2 separate regions of the Mus musculus genome follow, and region 2 is linked to region 1. A link is a loop called in an ENCODE intact Hi-C map of the cell type or tissue named here. Cell type or tissue: gastrocnemius. All regions are shown on one strand.

Region 1 (2,500 bases):
TTGGTACTGTGTCCGGTGTGGTAAATCTGATTCCGTGGTTTTGGGAGGATTGTGGAGGCACCTGAAGTTTAGGCTGTAAGAGCCATGAAATGCTGGACCCTCAGAGGGCTATTCTGTGGGAGCCTTGAAGATGCTCGAGTAATGCGGAGATAGATTACAAATGATGGACACCTAACTTGTAAAGTTTCAGAGGGAAATTCTGTGAGTCCCTTAAAGACCCTATCAGGGCCATTCGATATCTTGAATTAAGAACCACTAAAATGGCCGGGCGTGGTGGCACACACCTTTAATCCCAGCACTTGGGAGGCAGAGGCAGGCAGATTTCTGAGTTTGAGGCCAGCCTGGTCTAGAAAGTGAGTTTCAGGACAGCCAGAGCTATACAGAGAAACCCTGTCTCGAACAAAACAAAACAAAATGAGTCACTAAAATTCTGGGTGTGTTGATGTACCCCTTAAATCCCAGCACTTGGGAGGCAGAAACAGGTAGATCTCTGTGAGTTCCAAGATAGCCAGGGCTACATAGTGAGACTGTCTCAAAACAAAACAAATGACTACTTGAAACCTTTGCTCTGCTGGAACAATTAACACTGGTCAGCCGGGGCTGAAGAAGTCTGCTGTAATTTAGGAGAGACCAGCATCAGCATCGTTGAGATGAAATCTTCTGGGTCAGCATCCTGAACCTGTGGTCCAGAAGGGACCAAAGCTCTCCCTTGCACTGGCAGCCAAACTTTGTAATGTGTAAGCGTATCCCGTGTGTCAGCGGGTTTTGAAGGCATGGAGGGGTCATGGAGAGCATCTAGACCTGGCACTGTGTGACTGGGGTTCCTGGAGAGAAGTGCAGAAAAGCCACTGATGAAGGTGCAGCCTACTGCAGTAGAAGGCCCAGGGCTGAAGGGATCCCAAGGAGACGCTGAGGCTTGGCACCATAAGGCAGAATTGCAATTGCTGAAGAGATCCCAGGAGAGGCTATTGGTGAAGGTACTGCCAAGCTCTGGCAGTGACCCCGTGTGTGTGTGTGTGTGTGTGTGTGTGTGTGTGTGTGTGAGAGAGAGAGAGAGAGAGAGAGAGAGTTAGGGTGTCTTGAGTGGCATGCTACCCACACAGCCTCTAGCTTATACCTACAACGACAGCTGCCTGTACTGAGAACAAGAGCAGTGCCTGAGCCTTGAACCTTCACCAAGTGGCTAGAATCAGTAAAGTCACCATACTTGGTATCCACCCTCATTATTCCAAGCTGGAATGAACAGAGCAAAGGCTTTGCTTTTGGAAACCACAGTCCGGCTGATGGTAGAGCGACACCTCCTGGTCGGAGGGAGATGTCCAGCTCCAGGCTTCTCCGCAAGTATCCCTCTCACCTCTTTTCTTTAACTCAGGGATGCCCAAGAGGAGAGGGCAGGGCGTACCCCGCTTTCCCAGTGGGCATGAGTCTTTTATATTACATGATCTCTCTCCTTGGCCTGAGATAACGGCCAGCCCCTCGGCTTCTTCCCTGCCTGTGCCAGGATTCTAGAATCCTTTTTCAAATTTTTTGTTTGTTTGTTTCAAGACGGAGTTTCTCTGTGCAGCCCTCCCTGTCTTGGAACTCAGACTGTAGACCAGGCTGGCCTCGAACTCAGAGCTCTGCCTTCTTCTGCCTTCCAAGTGCTGGGATTAAAGTAAAGGCGTGCGTCACTAAGAGACATTCTTTAAATGATTTTTTATTACTATACTAGGTAAGCACTCTACTGCTGGGCTGTATTCGGCCCCCAGTGGAAGCACTATCTTGTACCTATTTTACGGAATAGAGAATGAAAGCCCAAGGAGGCTAAGGAAAGCCCTTGAGGTCTCACACAGTCTGATGTGAGATGACCTTCTAGTTGGGGAAACAGGCAGTAAGCGCACAGATAACAAAGTGGAGAGAGGAGAGGGGTAGAGGTGTTTCATCACACCAGGTCTGGTAGGTCACAGTAGACATCTGTGTCCTGTTGATAGAATTTGCCAGTACTTGAGAGGCAGAGGCAGGAGGATCTCTGTGAGTTCGAGGCCAGTCTGGTCTGCAGAGTGAGTTCCAGGACAGCCAGGGCTACACAGAGAAACCCTGTCTCAAAAAACAAAACAAAACACAACAACAACAACAGCAACAACAACAAAAAAGCCACAGCCAAGCGTGCCAACCTGAGAGTAGTCCCAGTGCTTGAAAGATGGCGGCAGAATTGTCCAAGAATGAGACCAGTCTGGTTTAGGTCATGAAATTTGGCCAGCCAGGGAGAAGTAGCAAGATTCTATCCCCCCACAAACACCCTAAATAAGTAAATATCGTGGTCATTAAACAAACTAGTAAACGTTATAGTAGTTTTCATCCCGGAGCTTTGCTGCCTTCCATTCCACCTGGTCTCCAGGTCACTTGGGACAAAACAAGCTCATTTTGTCCTGTGCCCCTAGGGGGCAGTGTTAGCCTGCTGTCCTCACCGCCTCTGCCTGTGACTCTTCCTTTCTTTCTCTCTCCACTTATTTGAGATACC
Region 2 (2,500 bases), 77 kb after region 1:
TGCTGTCATAAGTCCTCAGAATTTCTAGAACCTCCAGAAAGTGGAAGCCAGCCCGGGCTACTTGAGAAACTTGTATAAAAACAGAACAAAGGAGACAGGGCAGCACCTTTAATCCCAGCACCTGGAGGGAGAGAAAGGTGCGCCTCTGAGTTCGAAGGTCAGCCTGGTCTACATAGTAAATTCCAAAGCAGCCAGGGCTACACAGTGAGACCCTGCTTCGAAAACAAACAAACATTTCATCAAAGTTAAAATCCACACTCCAGAGCCGGGCGTGGTGGCGCACGCCTTTAGTCCCAGCACTTGGGAGGCAGAGGCAGGCGGATTTCTGAGTTCGAGGCCAGCCTGGTCTACAGAGTGAGTTCCAGGACAGCCAGGGCTATACAGAGAAACCCTGTCTAGGAAAACCAAAAAAAAAAAAAAAAAAAAATCCACACTCCATCAAGCACAGATTTACCATAACCTGTTTCAATTACTTTCAACCTAACCAAAACCAACCCTGGCACAGTCCAAGGGAAAGAACAGAAAGCCTGGCAAGGCTAAAAGCAGCTCCAGGGAGCTCTGGTCACCTGCTCGATGGAAAAGGCAGAGACAGGAGGACGGTGGACTACAGCAGAGGCGGAGGACAAGAGGACTTATGACAGCAGCCGGCCAGCGGCCCCGCCTCTGGGCTTGGTGGACACCGCCCCCAAGAGCACACCCATGCTACCAGGCTGGACAGTCCCAGCAGCAGTTTCTGCCCACTGCACCCAGCAACGCCACAAACAAGGCAAAGGCTGGCAAAACAAGGAAGCTTTCAGGAGGTGGCAAACAGCCAACTCAAACCGGATAATTCCAGTTCAGGCTGGTTCAAGATACAAACACAGTTCCTAGCTTCTCAAACAAAACTCAGCCACGGGCTCCAGGTTCTTTTCTCCAGGGGCAGAGCAAACCCCAGTAAGCTCAGCATCTAAGCCCCAAACTGAAGACCTATTCTTCTGGCCAGAAAACCACCAAAAGACAGACAGACAGACAGACAGACAGACAGACAGTCAGACAGATGCACACACACATACACAAACACTTCTTTTAAGCGTTACTAAAATTCTAGATTTGACATCGTTTCTGGGAAACCAGCTAGGAATGCACCTGCCCCTGGCTCATCGAAGTTGGAACTGGGCTCCCATCTTTCCTGCCTTAACTCACACCACTCCCAGCCCAGCCATGCCCCACAGCCTTAAGACACAAGGTTGTGTGGCAAGCAAGGCCTGCAGTGGCCAAAACAGAACATCTGCTAAAGAAGGCCACACAGTGACCCCTGCAGGTTGCCATGGATGGGAAGGGAAAACCTGCAGTCCGTCCGTCCATCCTCACCAGAATACTCTACTAAACACACTCCACCTTTCAACAGCCCTACACTGCATGAAGCGGAGCATGCACGAACACTCTGGGCGTGGGGGCGGGAGGTGAGGAGTTGCTGTCCCTCGGGTCTGGCCACTGACTACCAGTTCTGAAGATAACTTCCAGGAAAATCTGGATACCATACTTCAAGGAAGCAGAAACCCTAGTGGATAATACCATTATCTGACTTCTACTGGATTCCACCATGAACAGTAGGGAATTACAAACTAGAAACATCACCTAATGGCTAGAAAGGCCCACAGTCATGATTATAGTTTTTGCTCAGCACATTTTCTTTGATGCTGTTTTCTGAACCCTGGAGAGGCTCAAGTAATTCATGTAAGGCAACGCAGCCCCTCACCTGGGCTTACATAAGAGGCATCCCTCTTAAGAGTACATACAGCTAGAGGGTGGAGCTTAGTGGAGAGCAGGACAAAGGGCCTAGATCCCATACCCAATAGCCCCTCCTCAAAACAAAACAACCCTCTATCTTTAATTTTTGACATTGGCTGCTTTAAGTAAAAAAGAAATTCTCTAAACCTTTACTTGAAATCTTCCTAAGGGCCCCAAAATATATATATATTTCATTTGTTAGTCCAAAAAAAGCAATATAAACCTAATTGCTGACTATCACAAATTCTCATGTGTGTACTTCTTTTTTTCTCCATAACACTCAAATGGAAAAAATACCGTTTCAATTGAAGCAATTCATCTTACGCTGACTTATTCCTTTATTCAGGACACAGGGTCTCACTATGTAGAACAGGCGAGCCTGCCTCTGCCCCCCCACCCCCCCCACCGTGGGTTGGGACTAAAGGTATGTGTCACCACACTCAGCAAGAAACTCTTACATGCCAGGTGTGGTGGCGCACGCCTTTAATCCCAGCACTCGGGAGGCAGCAGAGGCAGACAGATTTCTGAGTTCGAGGCCAGGCTGGTCTACAAAGTGAGTTCCAGGACAGCCAGGGCTATACAGAGAGACCCTGTCTCAAAAAACCAAAAACAAACAAACAAACAAACAAAAAAAAACCACCAAAAAAAAAAAACAAAAAACAAAAAACAAAAAAACCCAAAAACTCTTACTTGGTTACTTGGGACTGGAGAGATGGCTCAGTGGTTAAGA

The links. Hi-C counts contacts between places; a loop is a spot of excess contacts. Peaks named below come from ENCODE experiments on the same cell type or tissue, not always from the same donor. Only the 100,000 strongest peaks of a DNase experiment are listed, where the experiment ranks them.
Region 2: it touches region 1 in a loop (2.1-fold over the local background); 5 of 42 quality-filtered maps call a loop at or near these places.

The regions. Positions count from the first base shown.
Region 1 is chr4:141,428,755-141,431,254 of GRCm38, forward strand. No RefSeq gene overlaps it. Among named protein-coding and RNA genes, the nearest start is that of Srarp, 6.1 kb to the right of the region's middle. In gastrocnemius, a CTCF peak has its summit at 1,312 (motif pointing left); a DNase peak (open chromatin) is centred at 2,423; H3K27ac peaks cover 75 bases.
Region 2 is chr4:141,505,826-141,508,325 of GRCm38, forward strand. The region is part of intron 3 of Spen (spen family transcription repressor); the gene reads right to left. Among named protein-coding and RNA genes, the nearest start is that of Gm4123, 28 kb to the right of the region's middle. In gastrocnemius, CTCF peaks have their summits at 693 and 1,291 (motif pointing left); DNase peaks (open chromatin) are centred at 751 and 1,302; H3K4me3 peaks cover 552 bases; H3K27ac peaks cover 1,988 bases.